Regions from separate parts of the Homo sapiens genome. Here regions 2, 3, 4, 5, 6 and 7 are each linked to region 1. The links are chromatin loops, found by intact Hi-C in ENCODE. Cell type or tissue: Caco-2. All regions are shown on one strand.

Region 1 (4,000 bases):
TCTCATTCCGCAGGCGCGCCCTGGGCGTGGGAGAAGGTGGGCCCGGAGGCATCGCATCCCCGACCCCTGATGGAAGTGCGGAGGGCATCCTTATACAGTCCAGATTCCGAGTCCGTTGTAGTTAGGCTAACCTCTGACGCTGCATCGGGAGATAGGTCACCCCGTCCGTCCCGGTCGCAGTGCGGTTCCCGTGAGGAAGACGGGCAGAGAGGCCGGGCGCGAACTGATTAGGGGCTCCCCCACGGCCGGCGGCCTGGAGAGTGGAGACTGTGTCCGACGGGAGGTGGGTGGGGGAGAGGAGTAGGCCGAGCTCCGGCGGCCACTCCGCAGTGCGCTCTCGCGAGCCGGGGCCGCGAGGCCTCCAACGCGGTTCCGCACCCCTAATGCCCCAGGGCGGTGAGCACCCCGCGGTTCCCCGCCCGCCTCTTCCTCCTTCCCCGCCCGCGCGCCCGGGAGAGGCGATCCCCGCGTCCGCAGTGCCGGGGCAGGACGCGCCCTGCGCCCTGGGCCAGGAGGAGGCAGGTGGCCCTCCTCGGCAGGAGGTGAGCCGCCAGGGAGGGATGGGGGTCACCCAAGCCCCTGCAAGCGCGACCCTGCCCAGAGCAAAGCACGCCCCGCGCCTGGTGAGGAACTTTTTCTTTCCAAAGGTGGCAGGAACAAGTCTGTACTGACTTTTCTCCCGCCTTCGGGATCCTCTCTCGTATGATTTGTGGTTTGTGGGACCACAACAACCAGGCTTCCTCGACCGCGCCTTTTTTCCAGTAGCTCCTGGTCTGCCAGGCTTGCGAGAGGGCGCGCTGGCTTGGCGGGGCTCCGGGCGAGAAATCACCAGCAGCGCTGGGGCTTTCGGCCCCCCACAGCCCAGCCCGGGCCTCCTGGGTGGCCTGGGGAGAAGGGGGCGGGACAGCACAGCTTCTTCCCCTCGGGTGGGCATGACGGGTCGCCTTGGGTGTCCTGCCGAGCTCAGCTTTGAGGGTATGCGCGGCGCGGGTGTTTTTCCCAGGTCCACTCTGCAAAAGTTGTGGCCTGAGGAAAACTTCCAGGTCGCCAGCAGGAACGTCACAGGAGAGCCCCGGTCGCTCGTCAGGCGGGCGGCCCTGGAGCGTGCGCGCCACCCAACGCCGCGCTGGGCGGCCGCCCGGCCCCGCCCCAGGTCACAGCCCTGCCCTCGGCCCCACCGCGGCGGGCGGGGGACACGCGGCGGGCCGGGCGCTGTCGGTCCCACGCCCCACCGGGGATCTCGCTTGGGTCCGCTGTGTGCGCGGGCGGGTGCGTGTGCGGCGAGGGTGCAGGGTGTGCAAGTAAATACAGGGGAGAGTTACACTCTTTGCCGTCTCAAAGTCCGGCGCCTGGAAGCCGAAGGCAGATTTTTCCAGAGATAACAAAGACACTTTGTCACTTTGGGCGCTGCGTCGGTGCAAATCTTTAATTGCAAGTGTGTGTGTGTGTGTGTGTGTGTATGTTGGGGGGGGCGGGAAGAGTGTCTCGAGCAACCCAAGCGCGGGTCTCCAGGCGGCAAGGCCCCCTTTGATCAGGAAAATCCAATTATTTGTGTATATACATTTCCCACATAGTGATTACTTCATTAATTGTCCCGCCTTTATCTCCTCCCTTCCCATCCCCCCTAATAATCAGTTCTTTTATCCAGACCAACAAACACACCATAGGAGCTTTGTGGATTCAAAGGATTTGCTTTCGCTTCTGAAAGAGCCGCTATTCTTTGATGATTGGGTAGCGGCAAACTTCAAAGCCATAAATCTTCCCTCTGACTGGCTGGCGGCCCAGCAAAGTCCTTATCAAATTCTTGGAGGTGATCCTGAAGCGCTCAGACCGCGCGCGGGGCGAGCGAGCGGGGCGCGGCGAGGGGCAAGGGCGGGGAGGGCCCCGGCGCTCAGAGCAGGCGCCAGGGAGGCAGGCTGGGCGGCCCTTCGTCCTCGCCTTCGGGTGTCCATGCCTCGGCGGCGGCGTCCCGCTCCGCAGCCAGGGGCCTGCAAGCCGTAGCCATGGCCGCGGTGGCCGTCCTCCGGAACGACTCGCTGCAGGCCTTTCTCCAGGTCAGGGCCGAGCCCGGAGGGGGCGGGAGAAAGGTGGAAAGGGCCGTGTCCGGATCTCTCCTGGTACTCCGTGCACCTTGAACCTCAAAGGGAACCCCGCCGATGGGTGCAGCTGGAGCCAGGCCTAGGGGTGCCCACGCCAACTTCACACCTAATCCGGTGTGGCCTTTGCTGGAGGGACGCGTGGATCCGGGATTGTTCGGAGGTGCCCGGCTGGCCGAGAACAGGACCGGAGCTCACCCTGCTGGGCCCTCCTGCTGATTTCAGCCTGGGGCGGGCCAGGGAGGAGCGCGAAGGCAGTGAGGACAAGAGAGCTTAAAAGATGGGAGGGAGAGCGGCCGGCCGGCGGGGTTGTGGGTGTTTCCCGACTCTTACTGACCACGGAGCCGGGAGGGGCCCGTCGGATGCCTCCCCCTCCCACTTCGCGCCTGCTTCCTCTAAGGCTGGATGGCGTCTCAGTGCACCAAGTAGTTTAGCAAGAAGCGCTCGCGGGCCCCACGTTCAGGTAGCGCAGGCACCAAAAGTTTCCCTCGGCCGGTGGGTGCGTGCGTGGGGTGCGGTGGCGGGGGAGGGACGGCCGGGACGGAGGAGGGGCGGCGGTATAATAGCGGGCGTGGGGGCGGCGGGCTGGCCCGGAGTCCGCGCTTGGAGCTAACCTTTTGTCTCTTCTCCGCCCTCCCTCGCCGCCTATGCAGGACCGCACCCCCAGCGCCTCCCCGGACCTGGGCAAGCACTCGCCCCTGGCATTGCTGGCCGCCACCTGTAGCCGCATCGGCCAGCCGGGCGCGGCGGCGCCCCCGGACTTCCTGCAGGTGCCCTACGACCCCGCGCTGGGCTCACCCTCCAGGCTCTTCCACCCGTGGACCGCCGACATGCCGGCGCACTCGCCAGGCGCACTGCCGCCCCCGCATCCCAGCTTGGGGCTGACGCCGCAGAAGACGCACCTGCAGCCGTCCTTCGGGGCTGCGCACGAGCTTCCCCTTACACCCCCCGCCGACCCCTCGTACCCCTACGAGTTCTCGCCGGTCAAGATGCTGCCCTCGAGCATGGCGGCTCTGCCCGCCAGCTGCGCGCCCGCCTACGTGCCCTACGCGGCGCAGGCCGCGCTGCCGCCAGGCTACTCCAACCTGCTGCCTCCGCCGCCGCCACCGCCCCCGCCGCCCACCTGCCGCCAGTTGTCACCCAACCCGGCCCCCGACGACCTCCCGTGGTGGAGCATCCCGCAGGCGGGCGCCGGGCCGGGGGCCTCCGGGGTTCCGGGAAGCGGCCTCTCCGGCGCCTGTGCCGGGGCCCCCCACGCGCCCCGCTTCCCCGCCTCTGCGGCCGCTGCTGCTGCGGCCGCCGCCGCCCTACAAAGAGGCCTGGTGTTGGGCCCGTCGGACTTTGCGCAGTACCAGAGCCAGATCGCCGCGCTGCTGCAGACCAAGGCCCCCCTGGCGGCCACGGCCAGGAGGTGCCGCCGCTGCCGCTGTCCCAACTGCCAGGCGGCGGGCGGCGCCCCCGAGGCGGAGCCGGGGAAGAAGAAGCAGCACGTGTGCCACGTGCCGGGCTGCGGCAAGGTGTACGGGAAGACGTCGCACCTGAAGGCGCACCTGCGCTGGCACACGGGCGAGCGACCCTTCGTGTGCAACTGGCTCTTCTGCGGGAAGAGCTTCACGCGCTCGGACGAGCTGCAGCGGCACCTGCGGACTCACACGGGCGAGAAGCGCTTTGCCTGTCCCGAGTGCGGCAAGCGCTTCATGCGCAGCGACCACCTCGCGAAGCACGTCAAGACTCACCAGAATAAGAAGCTCAAAGTCGCTGAGGCCGGGGTTAAGCGGGAGGACGCGCGGGACCTGTGAGCCCTCCCGGAGGTGGACCCCCTTCCCAGCACCTCTGCGAGAGATCCGGGGACCTGTGGGCAGCTGGCGGAGGGGAGACTCAGCAGACGGACCCTCTCCGTTGCC
Region 2 (4,000 bases), 190 kb before region 1:
TAACACCATGTCATTTTTCTGTGATGCATCTACCTTCCTAACTCAAAAATAAGCTCCAAGTTTGGGAAGATGTTTCTGTGTTTTCTTTAGGAAGCTCACTTATTGGCTGGTAGCTGCCTATGGTTAATATCTCAAATTGAGGGTCAGTTGCTAGGAACTAGGATGTGGTGGACTTCAGCAGATATGATGTTAGAATGCATGTTTGACTTGGGTTTTCTTATATCCCATGCCTGCCATGTGATCCACACTTCAAGGCAAAATTTTATTTTATTTTTTTTGAGATGGAGTTTCGCTCTATCGCCAGACCGGAGTGCAGTGGCGCAATCTCAGCTCACTGCAACCTCTGCCTCCCGGGTTTAACCGATTCTCCTGCCTCAGCCTCCTGACTAGCTGGGACTATAGCTGTGCACCACCATGACCAGCTAATTTTTGTATTTTTGATAGAGACGGAGTTTCACCATGTTGGCCAGGATGGTCTCAATCTCTTGACCTCAAGTGATCCACCTGCCTCAGCTTCCCAAAGTGCTGAGATTGCATGCATGAGAAACTGTGCCCAGCCTCAAGGCAAATATTTTTGTGCCCAATGCATCAGACGACGATGGACGGTTTGGCATGGGAACCAATTTTCAGTTTTTTAACATTTCTTCTATATAGCTGAAGTCACATCATCATCCCCATCAAGGCCTTCAATGTGATCACCTGTGGACATGAACGTTTATGTTTACATTAATCTATCCCTAAACAGACTTGCTGTCAACAATGTTGCTCTACAAAGTTGACTAGCAAGGTTAGGCTCACGTGCTCTCTGGAAAACTTGAACATTTTCAAACCCATTTTAATTTCGTTTGAATAAACTTCATCTAAAACTGAATCATGTACTCAAGATTCCAAAAAATTGCTGTTTAATTTCACCTGATAGCTCTCTTCTTTCTTATAAAAAGTCAATTTTTTAGTATGATATTTTTAGCATGATAATGCCTCTACTTTTTCTAAAGAACTCTCAGTCTCTCACACATGGACACGAAGAGGAGAACAACAGACACTGGAACCTACTTGAGGTTAGAGGTCGGGAGGAGGAGGAGGAGCAGAGAAAATGATTATTGGGTATTAAGCTTAGTACCTGGGTGATGGAATCATCTGTACAACAAACCCCCATGACACAAGTTTACCTATATAACAAACCGGAGCATGTACTCCTGGACCTAAAATAAAAGTTAAAAAAAAAAAAAATTTCAGTCTCCCTTAGACCTCTCCTTTCCTTCCTTCCCTTCTGTCCTCCTTCTCTCCCTCCCTCCCTTCCTTCTTCCTTTTTTTTCTTTCTTCTTGTCTCTCTCCTTATACTATTTATATCTACGTCTCTAAAGTTCTGGTTTCTGATCCAAAAGACAATTTCAAATAATAAGAAAATCTGATCTCTAACCATTTCTCCATCCCTCATCCCCTTCCTGCATTACCCATAGAAATTCAGCACATTGCTGGTACCTACGTTGTATCCTCATCAAGCTCTTTATTATATTCCCGCTCAGAATGAGTTTCTGCCCAAAAGACCTTTACATATTGAGCCTATTTTGAAAAGTTTGAGAAAGGAAAATGGACTCAAGTGGAAAATATTGCAGGAAACAAAATTTTGTAAAAATGAACTTTATATAAGAGTGCTTCATTATCAACACATAATGAAACCTAGATTATAATCCTACATGTTGAAAGAAGATTAACTTTGTACATTTTCACAATTTTATTAACTTCACTTTCTTCACTGGGTTATAAGGAAAACATAATGGTGTTTCAGTTCCAAGTATATTTTGTGAATTAAATAGCAGCTTGTTCCTCACTATAAAAAACAAATATGCCAATATATTTTCCACTAGCATCGCCCTGGTCACCTTAAATTAAGAAGAAACTGGAGTATTTGCCATTAAAAGCTGTTAACAGTAGTAATGCCACAACATCTCCGTGTGCATCTTAGTAACTTCTCAGACTTGTCTCCTTGATGAATAGACAAAACAGGAGGAGGGGTGAATTTGTTCTTTTTATCTGAATGGTGTAGGTGGGGAAGACAGAGAGCAATAGAGAGCTCTCGTGAAACAGAGCTCTAGCGACTGCTGTGCTTGGGAAATTAGATAATAAACAGTCCCTGATACCAAAATTCTAATGGCCTAAGATCAACACAGTCTGGAGACGCAGGTGGGAGTGGCCTTCCTCGCTCTGATCCAGACCCTCCCGGGAGAGCTCTTTGTGTCAACAAGAACAGCCAGTGCTCCTGGCCAGCTCCCAGGACTCAGAGTGGGGCTATCATTTTTGTTTGCTTTGCAAATATCTTAATGGGAAGTGGTTCAACACCACCTATGGGTTAATCTGAGGGGTTCTGCTTGGCAGCTGTTAGCTCTGAGAACCACATGGCCGCTCTCGGGTGCAGGGAGTCAGGCTAGCTGTTAACTACCCAGCGCCAGGTTGAGGCATCGTCTTTGCTTATTGGATTTACTGACTGGCAGGAAGCACCTTGTTGACTTTTATTTTTAGTTTGTTCCTCCTGGGAGAGCAAGGATGTTATTCTCAGATCCAACTGTGCTTTTTTCTCCAAGGGAGGGCAGTTGTTTAAATTATTTTTACTAGCATGAAGCATCCTTTCACCTAAGCTCATTCTCAGAATCTGAAACTTCATATTAAAAGTGGTGGTGTGGTGAAGGTGGAAGGGGCATTGTTGCCAGAAGAAAGATTTAGTATATTAGCCTGCAGGGAGGGCAAACAGTGGAAGCCACAGCCTTGTCTTCACCTGGGATCTAAAGAATTGGATAGATAGTGAATTTCTCTGCTCTACTGTTCCCTTAGTCCTCTCCCCCTCCCTCTCCTCCACCCCAACATGGCTTTCACTTGTCTTATCTTGACCCATAGGAATGTTTCCCTGGGCGACACAACCAAGTCATGCCTTTCTGGATCTGTGTCTGCTGACATTGACACAGATGATCTCTTTCTTTATGCTTTCCTTACAGGATTTCAGGCAGGTAGGATGGTTTCCACAAAGCAGGTTAGGGAAGTACCTGGAGTGATGACAGACATGTAGACAGTTTCCAAATGCCCCATTTGTAAAAATGCAAAAAGTTCAGATTTCTCTGTAGGTCCTGGAAAAAGTGTCTAGCTACCCTCAGGAATAGTGTAACCCAGCTTTTAAAGCCTTATTCTTTCCTGGGGGTTTTCTACACCTACTTGTGGGATTGTCTTGTGGTTGACAACAAGGGCCCTAGAGTCCACTAGACCTGCTACTACAGGGTAAGAACTTCATAAACGCACTTATTTTCTCAAGGCTTCAGTTTCCTCATCTTTAAGTGGAAGATCAAATAGCACAATATCTACCTCACCAAGACATGAAAGTTAAATGAGGTAACATATACAAAGTATGTAGCATCTCATTTGATGCATAAAAAGCACTCACAAATTGTAGTGATTAGAGGAGTTGTTGTTATCTCTGAGGCATCCACTTTAAGTCATCCTTAGTATTATGCATTTTGTACTCATTTTGAAGTCTGTTACTCCCAACCCTTTAAAATCATCCAGTGCCAAACTATGAGTATCAAAGTAAATGATGACAAAAGAGTATAATCCATTGAATAAAATAAGATATCATGAGTCCATGTGGATGGATGGAAGGAAGGAAGGAAGGAAGAGAAGAGGCTGAGCTCTGACTTACAATAAAATATGAAATAATAAAGGTAGATGAAATTAAGAAAACAGAAAATCATCATTTGGCAACTGCAAAAATAATTGTTTCAGGCAATAATTATGAATGGATGCTAACACTACTATGTGAAAGTTTGAGGAGTAATAAACTATTTGCATAGTCTCAGAGTAAGTCCCCATAAGAAACTTATTAATTACAAAAGGACAGTGAAGAAACCTGGCAGAAACCACCTTAACCCAAGTGATGAAAGTTAGCATCACCAGTAATTGAACAAACTGACAGCATGTGCCTCCTGTTATGATGTATTGAGAAGAAGACAACATC
Region 3 (4,000 bases), 250 kb before region 1:
TCAAGACCAGCCTGACCAACATGGTGAAACCCTGTCTCTACTAAAAATACCAAAATTAGCCAGGCGTGGTGGTGTGCAGCTGTAATCCCAGCTACTCAGGAGGCTGAGGCAGGAGAATCGCTTGAACCCAGGAGGCAGAGGTTGCAGTGAGCTGAGATTGCGCCATTGCACTCCAGCCTAGGTGACAGAGTAAGACTCCGTCTCAAAAAAAAAAAAAAAAAAAAAAAGACATATGACCTATTCTGTCAAACACAGTACTAAGTATGTAGGTGGTGAATTACAGATAAGCATTAGCATTTCCAGGTTGTATATGTCAAAGGATAGGTTTTTACTTTATTTCCAAACATCACTCTGTATGTGATTGCAAGGACAGAATTTAAAGTCCTGTTGAAACACAGATGCTGTGCAGTTAGACAGGGCCCGTCACTAGCTGGGAGCTACCTCCTGACCACGTAGCCTTATAACTTTTAGAGTGCAAATTGGTGCTTAACTCTGCATTTTTCCAATTTGCTGTAGGGAACTGGTGCTGATCTTGAAAACAATACAGATTATTCCTTTTATTTATTTATATTTTATTTGTGCAGATTTATGGGGTACATGTGAAATTTTCTTATAAGAGTATTCCTTTTAAATTGTGTTTCAGCTGAATTAATACACATCAAGGATTTTTTGGTCACTAAACTTAAATTCTCAAATGCTAAGTGTCTGTTATAAGTTCTGAGGGAGGGTAATAGGTCAATTCATAAACATCTACCAATAGAAAATTATAAATGAGCTTTTCAGCTGCCTGGGGGGCTGGTGCTCACTAGTTAATTTGAATAAAAAGGGAGGGAAATGAAGGAGGAAAAGCCAGGTTCAAAGCAAGAGGTGCTTCTTCAGGGAGGATCTCTTAACAAAAAGAAGTGCTGAGGCCGGGTGAGGTGACTCACTCCTGTAATCCCAGCACTTTGGGAGGCCGAGGCGGGTGGATCATCTGAGGTCAGGAGTTTGAGACCAGCCTGACCAACATGGAGAAGCCCTGTCTCTACTAAAAACACAAAATTAGCTGGGCGTGGTGGCGGGCACCTGTAATCCCAGCTACTCAGCAGGCTGAGGCAGGAAAACACTTCAACCCCAGAGGTGGAGGTTGCAGTGAGCTGAGATCGCACCATTGCACTCCAGCCTGGGAGCAAAACTCAGTCTCAAAAAAAAAAAAAAAAAAAAAGGGCTGGGCCGAGCACGGTGGCTCAAGTCTGTAATCCTAGCACTTTGGGAGGCCGAGGCAGGCAGATCACTTGAGGTCAGGAATTCGAGACCAGCCTGGCCAACATGGTAAAACCTCATCTCTACCAAAAATACAAAAATTAGCTGGGTGTGGTGGCAGGCGCCTGTAATCCCAGCTACTCGGGAGGCCGAGGCAGGAGAATTGCTTGAATCTGGCAGATGGTGGTTGTAGTGAGCTGAGATCGCGCCATTGCACTCCAGCCTGGGCAACAAGAGTGAAACTCCGTTTAAAAAAAAAAAAAAAAGAAGTGGTGGAGAAATTCCCAAAGTTGTGTGTATGTATATGTATGGAGGTCGGCGGGGCCGGGGTAGAAGAAGAAAATAAGGAGAAAAAAGTTGAAGAAAATCCAGAATTTACAATTTAGCCAAAGGCTGGCCCTAGCCAAGACCTTTTCTTCAGACCTGATTAATTTGCCCCAAACCTCACCAGCTCTGAGTTCTGTACTCAAATGGGGGTGAGAAAGGGAAAGAAACCTCCAGAGTGGACCCATCTGGTGACAGCGGAGAGAGTATAACACGCTCTGCAGGTGGTGCTGGTGTGTTGTGTTTTCTCTTTGTTCCCTCTTCTTTCTAAACCCAGGATCTTTCCTTTCCTCCTTTCCCATTAGAAAACATCAAAATGTCAAACCTACAGGCAGTTATATCATTGTTTCAGCTGCATGTGAATGGACTGATGGCATCGGCCGTGCAGCTCATTAAAATAAAGCTGCACTGTCTCTGATGTCTTCACTTGGGTCATAGAGCTGCTCACTGATAGGTTGTTTTTCTAGGTTTTGAAAACTTAGCTCCATGTTTTCTCCCCTTCTTAAATGAACCTGTTTTCTTTACCCATCCCAGATGAAGCATTTCCTTCCATTTTGCATACAGTCTCCCACATACTCCTTTAGGCAAGCCTCTTTATTCACCCCTCCTAACTCTCACCCCTTTTAGCACCAGTTTTTCACTTTCATTGAACAAGGCTGCAGACATCCTCACCCCATGGGAAGGTGGCTGCCTGGACGGCAGTCCACCCAGCCTAACCCACATGCTGACAGCAGTGTCTTCCATCTCAAACATTTCTGCTTTATACCCTTGCCACCTGTTCAGAGCAGATGGGAAGCTGCCACGGCAAGGCCAGTGCTAAATGCCACTCATGCACTCTGCAAACCAAAGCAGGGTTTTTGTTGTTGCATTATAATAATGGAACACAGGCTGCTTGCAGTCAGCCCCTACAATTGTTTTCATCAATCAGTTCCTTTCAGTCAGCCCAGGTAGTTGGGATAGATATTGAGAACAGGTGCATTCCATTGGGTTTCCGAGTGATTTGGTGCCTGAGCTCCTATCTGCAATGAGCACATGGGAACTGTGGGTGGTAGGAGGAGTCTGATGGTTGCAGCATCAGAGTCTGACGACGTGGAAGGCAACTGGTGCTGGCCTAATTCCCTGTGGTACAACCTGGGCTTTGGGGCCATCACGTCTTTATAATCATTTCGCCTCATGGCCCTTTGCCAAGTTTCCTTTTAAGCAATAGTTTGGTCTCATATGACCTTACTGGAGAATTTAACAGGGGTTCATTAGAAGATGTAGAAGTATAGAAATAAGAGGGGTTTACACTGAAACCACATGGTATTTTATAGAGTGAGGTATTGTCAAATGAGTAGAACAATGCATATTCTTTCGTTTCTATGTTTTGAAAAATTCTCCCCACAGTATACACTATTGTGTCCTAAATACCATGGCCCCTCAGGTATTTGGCCAAACAGGCTTTCGGATTTTGGAAGACATGGAGCATGAGGTAAGTGCCTAGATCCTCAAACCACTTGCCTCCACCTATGCTTCCAGGTGGACACTCTGGAGGTGATACGGCATCCGGAAGAAACCACCAACATGAAGAGGCAAACTGTGGCTTCTTACTTCCGGGTATGGAGTCTTCTTGATCTCTATTCTGCCTGCTTCCAAAAAGGACTGTCTAAGCCTTCTTATGAGATGCCCAGATGGAGTCAGTGAAACAAGGGCAAAGCACAGAGTCAAGAAAGATTGGGTTGGGGAAGTGGTGGAAGCAAGGAAGGAAGAGAACATTGGGCACAAAACCCTGCCCATTAAGTGACTGATTCTGTTAGCATATGAGCTGCTTCTTGGTCTTAAAGCTACTAGAGGCAGCCACTTTTCTAGCATACTGAATAGTAAAGTAGTTAATAAAGTTCCAGAAGGTGGCTTATAAGTTCAGATACTGAGAGAATCTGTCTTAGCATTGACTTTATTTTCCTAGATTGAATTGACCCCTTGTAAAACCCACTTGTCTGAGCCCTATTATTTCCCATTTCTGCCATCCCTATTTCTGATACTTCATCTAGTTAAATGCCTCCTTTGGGTAAAAACATGGTCTCTAGAAGGGCTCTGTTAAATGCACATTATATAGCAAAGATAAGACATATACACTCTTGCACAGATTTGTTTGTCTTCAAATTATAAAGCGTTAGAGTTGGAAGGCCCTTAGAGACTGGGAGCTAAGGTCCAGATAGTTTCACAATAGAAATACTGTTAGGCCGAGCACATTGGCTCACACCTATAGTCCCAGCATTTTGGGAGGCTGAGGCAGGCGCATCACCTGAGGTCAAGAGTTAAGAGACCAGCCTGGCCAACATGGTGAAACCCCTTCTCTAGTAAAAATGCAAAAATTAGGTGTGGTGGCAGGTGCCTGTAATCCCAGCTACTTGGGAGGCTGAGGCAGGAGAATCACCTGAACCTGGGAGGTGGA
Region 4 (4,000 bases), 56 kb after region 1:
ACACGGTGAAACCTCGTCTCTACTAAAAATACAAAAAAATTAGCCAGGCATGGTGGCGGGCGCCTGTAGTTCCAGCTACTCGGGAGGCTGAGGCAGGACAATGGCGTGAACCCGGGAGGCGGAACTTGCAGTGAGCCGTGATCGCGCCACTGCACTCCAGCCTGGGGGACAGAGGGAGACTCCGTCTCAAAAAAAAAAGTGCTGGGATTACAAGTGTGAGCCACCGTGCCCAGCCCATTAATCCATTTTTGCTCCCTTCAGGAGCAGTAAGTAAACTAAACACTGCATCCTACAAATGAACTTGAGCTTTTCTGTCAGGGGGAAGAATAGGTAGAGAAAGAAAGTTTAATCAAATTTGAGGTTTTCTTACACTTCCTTGTAGTGGATCAATGGGAATAACCAGTCAGCCATTATCCATTCATCAGTACTAAGCAAATTCAACAAAACTAATGTTTTCAAATGTGTTGATCAAGACATACCCTTGGCCTTGTTTAAATGAAAAGTCCTCAATCAAACAAGACATTTTCTATGTAAGGGTGTTCCTGTAATAGAGGAGGCAGTGGCCTGCTATGTCCTTATCAAACTAGGGATGTATTTGTCAATGACTCCATTGAGTTCTTTTCAAAAACTTCCATTCTGGCATTTTTCCTTTGCCTCCTACCTATCATCAAGGGCTCACAGGAGATTTAAAGAATGAATGTGAACAGATGACTAAGAGAATTAAAAAATGGCCACGTCTCTGTATTCTCTTGGTTCCGGAAATGGTCCAGCTGGTTCTATTTTTATTATAATAATAATAAAATTTGTTATTTATTAAGCATCTTCCACATGTCAGAGCTTTATACATTTTTATGTCATTTTAGCTTCACAACCATCTACCAAGGTACATATCCTCAGCGGGTAGCAACTCCAGAGATTAAATAGGGAGTACACCTGATATTATGTGTCTACCATGTGAAAGTCGAATCCAGATTTGAGTCCAACAAACACGCGTCCTTCAAAACACGTTGCCTAGCAACAAATTGATTCTAGTTACTTCCGGCATCCCAAGTGGAGAAAAATAACCAATTCCTTCCTAGAAGCCAAGCTTGAGGGACCTTTAGAATTCTGTAACAGAAAAGCTCCCCACCCCCTACTGTGACCCAAGCAGTTACTTAAACACTAATACCTCCCATTGGCCGGCGTGGCAGAGCAGCAGCTCTGGCGCTAGAGGGAACCTGGGCTGCTCTAGCTGGGGGAGAGCCGGGTCTCTGGTTCTAATCACTTGAATCTGACTTCTGGGAAAACTGGCGTCCAGGGACTCCCCCCGGAGACCCATAATCTTCTTGGGGCGACCTCAGGTTGGGGGACTAAGTCCTGCAGGGGACACTTGTTCATCCACTACCAGGGACACCCATCTCTCCCAACTCAAGACTTCTTTTTACTCCCCAAGTTTAAAACTCTGAGGCCACCCCGCCCCCTTCCCTCTCCCTCGCTTAGAATCAGGTATGGACACCGACATTCCAACCTTCTTTCCTTCTTCGGCGCTCCTGAAGGTAACCGGTGCGCGTGCGCACGTCAATCCGAGGGTGTGTGCGCCCAGTTTCCGGCGCCGCGGGACACCCACAACCGCGGGGCTGTCCCTCAGCTCGGCCGCCCGCCCCGCCCCGCCCCCCCGGACCCGCCTCCCAGCCCCGCCCCGGGCCCTCCTCGCCGCGCCCGCTCCGTCCCGCGCCCTCCACCGCCCTACGGCCTGGGCCCGCCTCCACCCTGCCTCTCCGTGGTTCCCCGGGCTGCCCCTGCCCCCGCCCCCGCCCCCGCCACCTCCCCCGCCGTCGCCCAATTCCCCCAGCCCCCACCCTCGGCTGCTGCCCGAGCTTCCTCCACGCGCCGTGCAGTCTCCACGGCGACGCTGCGTTCCCGACTCGGAGCCCCCAGCTCCGCGCGAGCAGCTAGCCGGGCTGGCTCTCGGTGTGTGCCCTTCGGATGGTCTGCTGAAGAGGGCCGCCAGCTGGTAAGACACTCCGAGGCAACGACCGGTCTCCCTCTCCCTAGCCCGGTGTGCAGTCTGACCCAGCCCCCACAGCAGACCACCCCCAGACCGGGCGCCCGAGTCTGCGGACCGCTCTACCGCACCTGGTTCTGGCTCTGGGCCCCGGGCCCCGTGGCTGCCAGGGGCCGCCGGGAAGGGAGGATGCGCGCCACTGGGGTGCGCCTGGCTTGCGGCACCCTCCTCCCGCAGTGGTCGGAAGAGGTGAGGAAGCGCCGTTCGTGTCTACACGGGTGTGGAGATAACTGGGCGATTCTGACAGGCTTGTCTACACTACCATTCTTTGACCGGCCGGTGCACACGCACCAACTCCTTCCCCGCAAATAACGAAGATGGCCCAGCCCATCCCAGGGCTTCCCGACCCCCTTCCCTCAGTCCTTGCCCTTGCCCGGAATTCTTTTACTTATTTTTGGAAAATTAGTTAAGACATCACTACTAGCTAGATATAACTTGCTAGCCATACAAATTTCGATGGAATTTGGACAAATCATTTATATTCCCGGGCCTTATTCTCATCTTATGAGATGATGAAATTGACTTGAAACTTCCAAAATGTTGATATTGTTCTTTTGACTACTCAAACTACTCTACACTGAGCCCCTGTGGCATTTAAAGTAACACATGGTATAATGATCAATTTATTGTTTGGCATAGGTGTCTTGGCTGAATCTTATTTTTACCCTAGGAGAACCCCTGGAAGTCGCTTTTTAAAAATCTGAAAAGGACACCGGAAATGTCTTTTAATATGTTTCATTTTTCTAAAAACCAAATACAATGATCCCCAAATCCAACTTATTTTTTAATTTTTATTTTGTTTTTTGTGAATTGAAATAGTTTTGGTTTTTGTAATCTCTGGAGAACAATAATAACAATAACATTTCTCTTTACGTGTTAAGAGTTTTCCAGAGCTGAAATTCCAGCATCTCTAGGTATTTCATTGCACCCACTCCAGAATTCCAGAGCTTTCTACCTACGCTCACCGGTTGAGCCACATCCTCAGTGTTTTCTCCCTTCTTTGCCCCATCCAGTTTCGGCGTTTAGAACTGGCTTCATTTGTGACAGTTCACCTTCAGGACTGGCCTCCCTGAGCTGTAAATATTAACAATAGTATAGGAGGAGGAGTTATAGTAACTGCAGTTCTGGCAGGAGATGAGTGCTACTATTATTATTTATTGGTAGCTAATTATTTTAACCTTTGCAATTTAACTCTATAAGGTAGGTGGTGTTTTTATCCACACTTTACAGTTGAGGAACTGAATCACAGAGAGGTTAAGGAATTTGCTCAAGGTCACACAGTTTACTGGGATTTAAACATAGACAACCTGACTCCAGAGTCTGGAATCCTAGCACTATATTACACTGTAAAGGAAATATATAAAATTTATATTTAGTCAGTTTAAAAAATGAATGTAAGTGATGGATGATCCTTGACACCATTTGTATACACATTTGAAGCTATGCCATGAAATATTGTTCCTGCATCATGTAATGTTTCCCCCACCAAGCTCCCTGAGGATAGAGGATAGTGCTTAATCAGCTCTGTCTCTCCTTCTCACCAGAGTTGCAGGGCTTGAGTGTGTAGCTAGCTAGCTATTTATTCATTCTGTCTTTGCCTATTAGACTACAAGGTAGCTTATAAAAACCAGTAGCACAAAACAGTAAAATAATTGCATAAGTGGGATGAAGAAAAACATGTAATGTCTTCCAATATTACAAGAGAAATCTAAAATAAAAATTTTTTGAAATCTGAATTTTAAATGTTGGTAATTCATTTTATAAAAGGTGTTTTTGTTTTTTTGTTTTGTTTTGTTTTTCCTGAAGTCTGTGGAGTGTGGAGTCCAAATAATACCAACTGGGGAGGTTCAGAATCTTGTGGCCTCTGGTTGCATGACTCCTAAACTACAATTTCTGAATCTCGTGGCTAATTTGTTAATCCTGTAAAGGCAGTCTGGTCCCCAGGCAAGAAGAGGG
Region 5 (4,000 bases), 320 kb before region 1:
GATGATCTATGTGATGGTCAAGATTGGACGTACACTATAGATCCCTGTTGGAGAGGTTAGGGAGAAGCCTTTGAGATCGGCGCAAAATTTCTTCCCTTTCTTCAAAATAGATTATGAATTGAGAGAGTACTGCTCTGAAGAGAGATTGAAGGATTATATGTGAAAATATGACTCGGGAGTCTTGAGGATTTCTAATGTCTTGATGACAGACAATAGGATACCATTGACTTTTAAGATGACAAAAGTTGTGAGCCTCTGCAAAGGAGACCGAGAAGTGTTGGAACAGAGCCTGTGGGGAGGTCCTTCAGCTGGTCCTAATGCAGTGCTTAGGGAAGAACTGATGAAAAACTGACGAGATTTACAAAAAAGAAAGAAAGGAAAGAGAGACTGGGAACGGAAGTAAATTCCTAGGGATATACCAGAGAAACAACTACCGGAGATGCCTGTGAGCCAGGCCAAGGGGGATTTTCTTAGAGTAGCGCCAGGCTAACAGAGAAAACTAAGTTTTCTCTCTACTTTTCAATTAGCCTCAACTCTATCAAGAGAATACTACATCAAAAGAAGTGTCTTATGAGAAAAGAGAAGAAAATATCAGACATCCTGCAGTGGGGCTTTGATGGAGAAATGCTCTTTCTTCCCCACTGTTGTTGATTGGTAGTGAAACAGTTTATACCCATCAACAATAAATTGAGAAACCCAGTTGGAGGACTTGGTCTTCTTGAGTAAAGCTATTCCACTTTATAATATAGAAAGCTGAAAACTGGTAGAAATAAAAAGAGACAGCAGCGTAGCAAGATTCTGCAGAAAAGGCAGAGATGCCAGGAAAGGCTCTGTAGCTGGAGATGAAGCAAGAGAAAATGGACAAGGTAAAGAAGGTGAAAAAACCTTCCCTGGCTGTCTGTTGGGGAGACAATAAGAAAAATTTGATTGAAAAGTTTTAAGGCAGGAAGAGTAATCCCTCAGGTGGACATATAACTAATTGAATTTTGCCATGAGTGTAACTGATGTTTTGACCTGAAAGCAGAGGCTCCTAGATCAGAAAGGGAGAACTAATTAACCCAAGGTTAGGACTGATGGAGTCAAGTGGATGGAATAGCCCAGAAATATAAACTCCTTAATAAGGTGAGCATTGGTTACCCCGCTGTTAGTTCTCACTAAATCAAGGAAGGAGACCCAATCGGTCATTAATTTCAGTGATTCACACAGTGTTTGAACCTAAAAGTTTTTCTCAGGGTCATAGATAGTTTTTCACTTTAAATGGTTGTCTAGGCACTATGCTGAAGAGGGTAGTGCCAGAGAAGCAACGGGGCAAGATGCTGGTTTCAAGGGTATAGTCTTTGACAGTCATTTTCTATGGTGATTATCCCAGTGGTGAAATGCTGGAAGTCTTATTTTGGGAGGTTTCAGAGCTTGTACTGTAATACATGAAGAAAGAGAGAGAGAGAGAGTCTTTGTGTGATGTGTGTTTTAATTACAGGAAATACATTTATTTTTTCTAAGAGTACTGAGAGTTTCAGATAACCTCGATATAGAAACAGCTGATGTAGAACTCACTGCAAGAGTCTCTGTTTTACCCCCTGGGATCTGCCTCTGTGGGAGTTGCTCAGTGTAGTGAGCAAGCCTCACACTGTATTGATCAAAGTAACGAGGTGCTGTCATGTTAAATCCGAGCAAGTCCCAGAAAACCTACTTAGTAGGTGTTCTCCTTAGCCACTCTTAAGTTGGGTGATTAAACAATGATTCTTAAAGTAAAAAAAAATGACATATTGCCTTTGATTTAGAAGTTGGAAGAATAACATTTATCCATTGTAGAAGCCTCGTTTAAAATCTTCATTTGTCTTTGTAGCATTATCAGGTATCCAGCAGATGTCACTATTATAGTCTGTGTTCCTTTTTTTGGCTTTACTGAGTAATGTTTATAGGAAGTTGTAATCTGTGAGGCAATGCTTTATCAATGGTCCAGTGACCGTTCCTATTCCTTTGCTGCTGTGTAGAGTACCAAATCAAGTTACCTGCCTGAGTATTTTTGTGAAAGTACTTTTCTCTGTCTATAAGCATAAAATGCAAAATTTTCCTGGCTATATATTTCGTTGTTTCACGTATAGAAAATGTAAGTTTTTAAATAAGTAAATACACCTTAATTTCTTTTTACCATTAATGATACATATGTATTCAACTTTCAATATAAAAATAGAGCTTAGATAATCGGAACCGTTTTTACTCACATTTCTGACACCAAATATGTGGGTTTTTCTCCCCCATACCTGCAAATTATCTGGCACCAGCTGGGTGTCCTACAATTCACTCAATTCTGACCCTCTCCACCTGGAGTTAGCATCAGATCCCACAAGCTAAGGGCTCAGTCCCACAAGACTACTCTGACTCCAGATACCTATACTTCTGTCTCCTATACTTCTGACTGACTGGCTATAAATTGAGAGTCCCCACAATTCCCTCCTCAGGTTGGATAATTTGCTAGAATAGTTTCTAGAACTCAGGAAAACACTTTACTTACCATTACTGTTTTATTATATAGGATACAACTCTGCTGGGCGTGGTGGCTCATGGCTGTAATCCCAGCACTTTGGGAGTCCGAGGCGGGTGGATCACCTGAGGTCAGGAGTTCAAGACCAGCCTGACCAACATGGTGAAATGCCATCTCTACTAAAAATACAAAAATTTAGCTGGGCATGGTGGCAGGTGCCTGTAATCCTAGCTACTCAGGAGGCTGAGGCAGGAGAATCACTTGAACCTGGGTGGCGGAGGTTTTAGTGATCCATGATCACGCCATTGCACTCCAGCCTGGGCAACAAGAGCAAAACTCTGTCTCAAAAGAAAAAAAAAAAAAAAAAAAAAAAGGATACAACTCAAGAATAGTCAAATGGAAAAAATGCATATGGCAAAGTATGTGGGAAGTAACATAGAGCTTCCATTCCCTCTGAGCACACCACTCTCCCAGCACCCATGTGTTCACCAACCTGAAAGCTCTCCGAATCTCATCATTTAGGGGTTTTTACGGAGGTTCCATTATATTCACATGATTGGTTAATCATTGACCATTAGTGATTAACTCAATGTCTAATCCCTCTCTGCTCCCCAGAGATTGGGTTGAGGAGGACCCAAAAGTTCGAACTCTCTAATCACATGATTGGTTCCTCTGGCAACCAGCTCTCCATCCTAAAGCTATCTAGAGGTCCACCAAGAGTCACTTGCTTAGTATAAACTCAGGTATGGTTGAAAGGGGCTTGTTGTAAATAACGAAAGACTCCTAGCATTCCTATCACTCACTTTCAAGGGTTTTAGATGCTTTTGTGCCAGGAACTGGGAGCAAAGAACAAATATAATAGTCCCTCCGTATATGTGAGGGATTAGTTCCGGGAACCCCCAATTCATATACCAAAATCCAAGCATACTCGAGTCCTGCAGTCAGGACATGAAAAGTCAGCCCTCTGTATATGTGGGTTTCACATCTTGTGAATACTGTATTTTTGATCCGTGTTTGGTTGAAAAATATCTATGTATAGGAGGACATGTGCAGTTCCAACCTGTGTTGTTTAAAAGTCAGTTGTTGGTCAGGAGTGGTGGCTCACGCCTGGAATCCCAGCACTTTGGGAGGCTGAGGTGGGCAGATCACCTGAGGTCAGGAGTTTGAGACCAGCCTCAACATGGAGAAACCCCATCTCTACTAAAAATACAAAATTGGCCGGGCGTGGTAGTGCATGTCTGTAATCTCAGCTAATCGGGAGGCTGAGGCAGGAGAATTGCTTGAACCTGGGAGGCAGAGGTTGCAGTGAGCCGAGATCGCGCCATTGCACTCCAGCCTGGGCAACAAGAGCGAAATTCCGTCTCAAAAAAAAAAAAAAAAAAAAAAAAGAGAGAGACCAGTCTGGCCAACAGGGCAAAACTCCGTCTCTACTAAAAAATACCAAAAAGAGCTGAGTGTGGCAGTGCATGTCTGTAATCCCAGCTACTTGGAAGGCTGAGGCAGGAGAATTGCTTG
Region 6 (4,000 bases), 270 kb before region 1:
TTGGTTTACACTGAAAATTTATTTAATAAAGAATAAACAATTTGGCCACACGTTAATACTGTTGAATAGTATTCCAAAATTGATACAGATGTACATATTTATATTTACTTTTCTTGAGAATAAAAGACTTATTTGCAGAGTGGGAACTCAAATCATTTTTTGTTAAAAATAATTTTTTACCAATATTGCTATTATAATTCATTGTAATACCCTACATTTCAACCTTGCTACTTCACGGCAAAACATTAGTACTATCTGGGCCTCTAGAAGGATTTACACAGGAGTTTCAGTGGTTCTGATGGCCTCTTGATAGCGCATGTAAAATTTTATCTGTATTTAATACAGTTGGTTCTCATTATTTGTAAAAGTTGTGCTCTCTAAAGTTGCTGCAAACTCTGAATCAGCAAATACTGAACCATTGCTTCCAGGAGGAAATACGGGGTCAATACTTAGGCCACAATATTTTTGTGAAGTGATCAATGCATAACCTCATTTTACACATGTTTCTGTTAAAAGACACCCTATTTAATATATGTTTATTCTAAATAATTATAGTCAGTATTTTAAAATATAAAACAGTATGTCAATTGCAGCATTTGTGTCATTGAACTCACAATCAATAGCACTGTAACACATGCCTGAACAATAAGTATTTTCTCCATGAGGCATATCACAACCTTCTTGTGCTTAGAAACACTAGACAGCACCACACTTGCGGGGATACATTTTTTTTTTTTATTTTTGAGACAGAGTTTCACTCTTGTTGCCCAGGCTGGAGTGCAATGGCGTGATCTTGGCTCACCACAACCTCTGCCTCCTGCATTCAAACGATTCTCCTGCCTCAGCCTCCTGAGTAGCTGGGATTACAGGCATGCACCACCTGGCCTAGCTAATTTTGTATTTTTAGTAGAGACGGGGTTTCTCCATGTTGGTCAGGCTGGTCTCCAACTCCCGACCTCAGGTGATCCGCCCACCTGGGCCTCCCCAAGTGCTGGATTACAGGCGCTCGCCACCACACCTGGCCCATTTTTTTTTTTAGACAAGTTCTCACTCTTATGGTCCAGGCTGGAGTGTAGTGGCATGATCATATCTCACTGTAACCTTGAATTTCTGGCTTCAAGGATCCTTCCACCTCAGCCTCCAGAATAGCTAGGACTATAGGTGGGCACCACCATACCTGGCTAACTAAAAAAAATTTTTTTTGTAGAGATGAGGTCTTGCTATGTTGTTCATGCTGGTCTCGAACTCCTGGCCTAAAGTGATCCTTCTGCCTTGGCCTCCCAAAGTGCTGGGTTTGCAGGTGTGAGCCACCACATCCACCCTGGGTTGGGCAGGGGTCGGGGGCAGCATTTTAAACAGCAAAATTACCAATGGAAAAATCACAAAAATGCAAAAAAAAAATGTGGTACTTAAACAGACCTCAAAAAGGACACTTGTTTATGAGAGCTGAAATAAGAAGGCAGAGCATCATCTTCTTTGACATCAGCTGGAAATGTGTGCGTCAGGGGACTGAGCATTTCTGTGAATGACCATGAAAGCATTGCAGATATTGACTTTGGGTTACAAATAAATTTTAGCAAGTAGGCAAATCCTCAGATAATGAAGATGGATTGTCTTTGTGGTTTTTTGGAGTCACTGGCTTCCACCAGTTCTAAAAGGGATTATGACACAGAAACATTAAAGAACCCCGTGTCGTATTTCCTGTCAACCCACATTCCTCTCCTTTCCTCTGTTTGATTTTTGACTACTGGACTAAGGCATATCCCCTGCCTTCCACACCCATAGTACCAGCAAAGTGTTGCCTCCCTCCCTGTACTATCTACCATGGCTCAGACCCTGCCCACATGAAAAGTGTGCCTTCTAGTGTGTGGCATATATTTACGTTATTAATAATAATGTGTATGGGTCTGATGAAAATGACTAAAGATTTGTTTTCACTTAGAAAATGAGTTGAAAATCCTAATAATTAAGGCATCAAAAATATGAAGTGCAGTAATAGCAATAAAAAATGAAACAAAACCAACTCCAGTTACTATCTGACTTATCCAAGGTAAAATTACAGAAGTGGCCCTGGATAAAGCTCGGCTCTGTAAGTGTGGGGGAAAAGTAATATTGTTTCCTCACCCATCAAAAGGTTTATGGCTGAGACCTCTATAACAAAAAGCAGATTAACAAGAGAAAAGCCTACAAATTTATTTAATATAAGTTTTAGATGACATGACAGCCATCAGATATGAAGACCCAAAGAAACAGGGAAATCTGTGTATTTTTGTGGTCAGTTGTACAGAATTATGACTGAAAAACAAAAGGGTATGATTTAATGGTATTAAACTGGAGCTTACTTAGCAAGGACTGTTTGCTCAAATTCTTCTTGGTGTCCCTATATGACATTCCTTACCTCTGGGTATTCCTTACCTCAGGTCAGGACATCTGTCACATGAGGGTCTTCAGGGGAGAAGGGAGGGAGAATGGCAGAGAGTGACCTTCCTAGGTATTCTGGCCTGCTTCAGAGAAGAGCTGTGGGAAGGTGAGAGTGGCCTTCCTGCTTCTGCTGTTTAAATGCCTAAGTCCCATGTTTGGGGATAGCATGTCCTTGACTCTATCAGCTCCAACACATGGAGCAGCACTGCACAGTCAGTTTTCAATGTGTCTTGCTTTCTATTCAGTACTCTAACGATGTTTGAGACCAGTGGTGCTGTCGGGTTTTTTTTCTTCTTCTTAAGGGATAGATGTATCACTTGATAGCAATAAAAATTCTTCTAAAGAGGCTTTGTCAAGAAGATAATAAATATGAACACTTCTGAGGCTTCAGCATGCAAATAGGGAGCGCTAACTAAGAACAGGAGGAAATTCTTCAGTTTTCATTTATTGCCAAAATCTAGATGGTTTATGGGATTCTTTGGAGTCTATATCTGTATCCAAGAGTAAACTTAGTTGACAAATGAGGCAAATCTTTTTACTGATACCGTGCTTTCAGACTTTTATTTTATAAGTTATATAAACCACATCGGGTGGTGTAACCACCCAGTGGGTTCATCTTGGCCACTGCCTAGACAGAGCCAATTGATCAAGATGGGAATTGCAATAGAGAAAGAGTAATTCACACAATGCTGGCTGCGCAGGAGACCAGAGTTTTATTATTACTCAAATCAGTCTCCTCGAGTAGTCAAGGATTGGAGTTTTGAAGGATACTTTGGTAGGTAGGGGGCAAGTCAATCAGGAGTTCTGATTGGTGAGGCCAGAGATGAAATAATAGGGAGTTGAAGCTGTCCTCTGGGGCTGAGTCAGTTTCTGGGTTGGGGCTATAAGACCAGATGAGTCAGTTTATTGATCTGAGTGGTGCCAGCTGATCCATCGAGTCCAGGGTCTGTAAAATATCTCAAGCATTGATCTTAGGTCTTACAATACTGATGTTATCCCCAGGAGCAATCTGGGGAGGTTTAGAGTCTTGCAGCCTCCAGCTGCTTGACTCCTATACCATAATTTCTAATCTTGTGGCTAATTTGTTAGTCTTGCAAAGGCAGTCTAGTCCCCAGGCAGGAAGGGGATTTGTTTTGGGAAAGGGCTGTTATTGTCTTTGTTTCAAAGCTAAGCTATAAACTAAGTTCCTCCTGAAGTTAGTTCGGCCTACACCCAGGAATGAACAAGGACAGCTTGGAGGTTAGAAGGAAGATGGAGTCAGTTATGTTAGATCTCTTTCACTGTAATAATTTTCTCAGTTACAATTTTTGTAAAGGTAGTTTCAGTCCCTTTCTTTGGGTTTTGTAACACCTTATTCTTCAGATGTGGGCTATGAAGATGGAAAAAGGATGAAGACCACTCTAACATCTTCCTGCTGAACAGGGGGCATAGTGGGGTTAGGTATTGACCCCTAGGTAAGAGGAGTAGAACTGCTTTGCAGCTGTCTGCATGTACTCATAGGTGCCTGGTTGGGGTTTCAAGGCTTACATGACAAGGGTGTTAGTATCCTCATCTATAGTTTTAATGCATTTATAGAACA
Region 7 (4,000 bases), 260 kb before region 1:
GAGGTGTTGGCAGCTCCTAGAATACCCACCAAATCAGACACCGATAATGGGGCTACAGCTACAGACACTCCAAGATTGGGCTACAGACAGAGACACACCCTGCAATACGGCTCCAGTTACAGACACCCTGTGGTGGAGCTACAGACAGACATCCTACCATGGGGCTACAGTTATGAAATGTCTCCGCAGGACTATTTCTCTATTGCAATTAAATTCATGCACATTGGGCTGGCAGTGACCTGCCAGTAGAGACAGTGCCCGAGTCAGCCCCTAATCCAAGAGAACTAGGTGGCTGCTTGGGCTGGCCTCTGGATCCATCAAAGGAGAGGGGCTACCGAACCACGGGCAGGTAGCCACAAAGGCAATCCCAGACCAGCCCCCAAATTTGTAACCACCTAACGGGCTCACCTTGCCCACTGCCTAGACAGAGCCAATTGATCAAGACAGGGAAATTGCACTAGAGAAAGAGTAATTCACATAGAGCCAGCTGTGTGGGAGACCAGAGTTTTTTTTATTACTAAAATCAGAGAATTTGGGGATCTGAATTTTTAAGCATAATTCTGTGGGTAGGGGGGACAGTGCATTAGGAGTTCTGATTGGTCAGTTCAGAGATGAAATCATAGGGAGTTGAAACTGTCCTCTTGCACTGAGTCAATTCCTGGGTTGAGGCCACAAGACCAGATGAGCCAGTTTATTGAGCTGGGTGGTGCTAGCTGTTCCATCGAGTGCCGGGTCTGTAAAATACCTCAAGCATTGATCTTAGGTCTTACAATACTGATGTTATCCCCAGGAGCAATTTGGAAAAATTTAGAATCTTGCAGTCTCCAGCTGCATGACTCCTAAACCATGATTTCTAATCTTGTGGCTAATTTGTTAGTCCTGCAAAGGCAGTCTAGTCCCCAGGAAGGAAGGGGGTTTGTTTTGGGAAAGGGCTGTTATTGTCTTTGTTTCAAAGCAAAACTATAAATTCCTCCTAAAGTTAGTTCAGCTTACACCCAGGAATGAAAAAGGACAGGCTGGAGGTTAGAAGCAAGATGGAGTCATCAGATCTCTTTTCACTGTAATAATTGTCTCAGTTATAATTTTTGCAAAGGTGGTTTCAGTGGCAGTATATAATGTTTAAGAAATATGGTTTAGGAATCAAAGTGGGTTCAGATATAGGCATGGCCATCTACTGGCTGTAGGACTCTGGGAATTCTACCTAAAATATGTTAGTCTTAACTTCCTCATATGTGGAATGGGAAGAATAATATTATTTACCTCATAGGTTATTTTGAGAATTTAGTGACATAACATAGGAAGTGTTTAGTACAGTGATTTCAGATAGGAAACACTCAATAGATACTGTATTACTCAAGTTTTGATAACTATTTAAAATTCCATGTGTGGAGCCCATATGTATATAGAAGCTTGCTCAACTGCTGTGGTGTAGGGACTGTAACACAATTTGTAAAACTTACTCGTGACTACTCTGAAGGCTAATCATTCACAAGGAACCAAACAGGATGTTTATCATGTGGGCAGAAAGCACGCTTGCTCAGCTCCAACTGACTTACATTGTTTTGTAAGTCCGTGTTGTAGGAGGAAAGTATACTGGGTTAGACAGACAATGGTTTTGTCCAGAATATGGCTTCTATTGATCATTTTGATATTGGTCTTATAGGGGCCAAGGGAAGACTTCCTCACTCTCTGAAAGTTTGCTGAAAATAAACTGACAAGAGGCAGATTAATATGAGAAAATGCATACAGATGTATTAACGGGAATAGGGGAGAATCACAGAGTGATTACCCACCAGACAAATGGTACACAGATGGTTATATACCCTTCTTAAGGGAGAGGGAGATGGAGAAGTGTGGATATTTTGGTGGGGGGGTGGGGCGGTAAATGATTTTAGGGGAATTTAATGGCCTTGAAGAACATACAATGGCCTGGGACAAAGTCTGTTAGGTCTGCAAAACAAACAGTGGTTTGGGACAAGTCTGTCCAGTTGTGTTGACAGACTGCAGCCCTTCTTCCTGTGATAGGAGTTTAGTTAATGAAAAACTCAGGGAAGGGATCACAGGTAATTGTTTTCTTTGGTGGGTCTAGGCTTTAGGCAGATAAATGAATTTCAGAGAACAGCTTCATCCTGGGCTATGGGAGAGACAGAGGATTAAGAGATGGGGGTTGGGGGTATCAGAGAGACCTTGATTCTTCTTCAGTTCAACATGTCAACATGGGGTATATGAACCCAGTTCAACATGGGGTATATGTTTCTGTACCCCAACAGTTTCATTAGAACTATTTTTCTTACCAATAAATAAAAAGATCTCCTTGCTGAGTTGCATGGTAGCAGAACTCTCCTTCTGCCACTGAACGCACTTTGCATCCTTGATATTTAAAACTACGCTAAAACTAAATCAATCACAGTAATGATGGAAGGAGAACTAATGTTATTTGTTATATGTGCGCAAGGCAGCAGTTTTGACTAACCAATTTTATTAATGAGGAAAACAGAGGCTTTTAAAAGTTAAATACAGTCATCAGTCACTTAATAAAGTGATATATTCTGAGGACTCTGTCATTGGGTGATTTTTGTCGTCGTTCATTCATAGAGTGTGCTTACACAAACCTAGATGGTATAGCTTACTATACACCTAGGCTATAAGCTATCGCCTTTCGCTGTGAGACTACAAACCTGTATAGCATGTTACTGTACTGAATACTGTAGGCAATGTAACACAGTGGTATTTTTGTATCTAAACATAGAAAAGATACAGTAAAAATGTGGTACAAAAGATTAAAAATGGCACACCTGCATAGTGCACTTACCATGAATGGAGCTTACAGGACTGGAAGTCACTCTGGGTGAGTCAGTGAGTGTGTGGCGAGTGAATATGAAGGCCTGAGACATTAGTGTACACTCCTGTAGACTTTATAAATAATGTACACTTAGGCTATACTGAATTTATTTTAAAATGCATTTTATTCAGTAATAAATTAACCTTAGTTTACTTTAACTTTTTTTTATGAACTTAAAAAGGCCTGTAAAACAAAGAATGGTTTGGGACAAGTCTGTCTAAAAGACTTTTTCACTTTTTTTTTTGTAATAACACTTAGCTTAAAACACAAACACATTGTACAACTGTACAAAAATCTTCTTTCTTTATATCTTTATTCTATAAACTTCTATTTAAAAATTTTTTACTTTTATTTTTAAAATTTTTTGTGAAAAACAAAGACACCAACACATACATTAGCCTAGGCCTACACAGGCTCAGGATCATCAATATCACTGTCTTCTACTAATGCCACATCTTGTCCAACTAGAAGGTCTAACACGCATAGTGTCATCATCTCCTATGATAACAATGCCTTCTTTTGGAATACCTCCTAAAGGACCTGCCTGAGGCTGTTCCACGGTTAATGTTTTTTGTTTTGTTTTTAATGTAAGTAGAAGAAGTACACCCTAAAATAATTACTTTTTTGTTTCTTTGAGACAGAGTTTCGCTGTGTTGTCCAGGCTGGAGTGCAGTGCCATGATCGTGGCTCACTACAACCTCTGCCTCCCGGGTTCAAGCAATTATCCTCCCTCAGCCTCCTGAGCAGTTGGGACTACAGGTGCCCACCACTACGCCTGGCTAAGTTTTATATTTAGGTAGAGACAGGGTTTCACTTCGTTGGCCAGGCTGGTCTCGAACTCCTGACCTCAAGTGGTCCACGCACCTTGGCCTCCCAAAGTGCTGGGATTACAGGCATGAGCTATCGCACCTGGCTAAAATAATGATTACAAGTATTGTAAATACGTAAACCAGTAACATAGTTATTTACTATCATTATCCAGTATTATATACTGTACATTATTGTACATGCTCTGCTTCGATATGATTGGCAGCGCAGGTTTGTTTACACCAAATCACCACAAACACATGAGTAATGAAGTGCACTATGACATTATGTCTACAACATTACTAGGCAATGGGATTTTTTCAGCTCCATTATAATCTATGGGACTAATGT

Evidence for each region. A loop is a pair of places that touch in the nucleus more often than their neighbours do. Peaks named below come from ENCODE experiments on the same cell type or tissue, not always from the same donor. Only the 100,000 strongest peaks of a DNase experiment are listed, where the experiment ranks them.
Region 2: a loop joins it to region 1, with 3 times the contacts of the local background. A loop is called at or near these places in 2 of 110 quality-filtered maps.
Region 3: a loop joins it to region 1, with 7 times the contacts of the local background. A loop is called at or near these places in 2 of 110 quality-filtered maps.
Region 4: it touches region 1 in a loop (5-fold over the local background); 16 of 110 quality-filtered maps call a loop at or near these places.
Region 5: it touches region 1 in a loop (6-fold over the local background); 22 of 110 quality-filtered maps call a loop at or near these places.
Region 6: a loop joins it to region 1, with 4 times the contacts of the local background. A loop is called at or near these places in 2 of 110 quality-filtered maps.
Region 7: a loop joins it to region 1, with 5 times the contacts of the local background. A loop is called at or near these places in 2 of 110 quality-filtered maps.

Annotation. Positions count from the first base shown.
Region 1 is chr2:170,713,510-170,717,509 of GRCh38, forward strand. SP5 (Sp5 transcription factor) reads left to right here and starts at 1,828. Exons shown (of 2, transcript NM_001003845.3): 1 at 1,828-2,054; 2 at 2,750-4,000. The coding sequence starts at 2,004. The coding sequence ends at 3,895. The region is part of intron 5 of ERICH2-DT (ERICH2 divergent transcript); the gene reads right to left. LINC01124 (long intergenic non-protein coding RNA 1124) reads right to left here and starts at 1,058. Exons shown (of 1, transcript NR_027433.1): 1 at 1-1,058. RefSeq lists a silencer at 1,145-1,194 and enhancers at 1,412-2,201, 2,202-2,989, 2,990-3,779. In Caco-2, a CTCF peak has its summit at 3,498 (motif pointing right); DNase peaks (open chromatin) are centred at 1,352, 1,792, 2,372, 3,472 and 2 weaker places; H3K4me3 peaks cover 4,000 bases.
Region 2 is chr2:170,528,147-170,532,146 of GRCh38, forward strand. The region is part of intron 30 of MYO3B (myosin IIIB); the gene reads left to right. Among named protein-coding and RNA genes, the nearest start is that of MYO3B-AS1, 180 kb to the left of the region's middle. In Caco-2, no CTCF peak of the experiment used is centred here; a DNase peak (open chromatin) is centred at 2,245.
Region 3 is chr2:170,460,284-170,464,283 of GRCh38, forward strand. MYO3B (myosin IIIB) reads left to right here. Exons shown (of 35, transcript NM_138995.5): 24 at 3,085-3,162. Among named protein-coding and RNA genes, the nearest start is that of MYO3B-AS1, 110 kb to the left of the region's middle. In Caco-2, a CTCF peak has its summit at 1,782; a DNase peak (open chromatin) is centred at 1,790.
Region 4 is chr2:170,769,195-170,773,194 of GRCh38, forward strand. It overlaps ERICH2 (glutamate rich 2), which reads left to right and starts at 1,184. Exons shown (of 10, transcript NM_001290030.2): 1 at 1,184-1,993. The coding sequence starts at 1,488. ERICH2-DT (ERICH2 divergent transcript) reads right to left here and starts at 1,572. Exons shown (of 6, transcript NR_110185.1): 1 at 1,508-1,572. RefSeq lists silencers at 1,762-1,821, 2,142-2,281. In Caco-2, no CTCF peak of the experiment used is centred here; DNase peaks (open chromatin) are centred at 1,177 and 1,607; H3K4me3 peaks cover 2,871 bases.
Region 5 is chr2:170,395,394-170,399,393 of GRCh38, forward strand. The region is part of intron 16 of MYO3B (myosin IIIB); the gene reads left to right. Among named protein-coding and RNA genes, the nearest start is that of MYO3B-AS1, 46 kb to the left of the region's middle. In Caco-2, a CTCF peak has its summit at 1,846 (motif pointing right); no DNase peak of the experiment used is centred here.
Region 6 is chr2:170,444,616-170,448,615 of GRCh38, forward strand. The region is part of intron 23 of MYO3B (myosin IIIB); the gene reads left to right. Among named protein-coding and RNA genes, the nearest start is that of MYO3B-AS1, 96 kb to the left of the region's middle. In Caco-2, no CTCF peak of the experiment used is centred here; a DNase peak (open chromatin) is centred at 1,646.
Region 7 is chr2:170,454,297-170,458,296 of GRCh38, forward strand. All of the region lies in intron 23 of MYO3B (myosin IIIB), which reads left to right. Among named protein-coding and RNA genes, the nearest start is that of MYO3B-AS1, 110 kb to the left of the region's middle. In Caco-2, no CTCF peak of the experiment used is centred here; DNase peaks (open chromatin) are centred at 685, 1,534 and 1,955.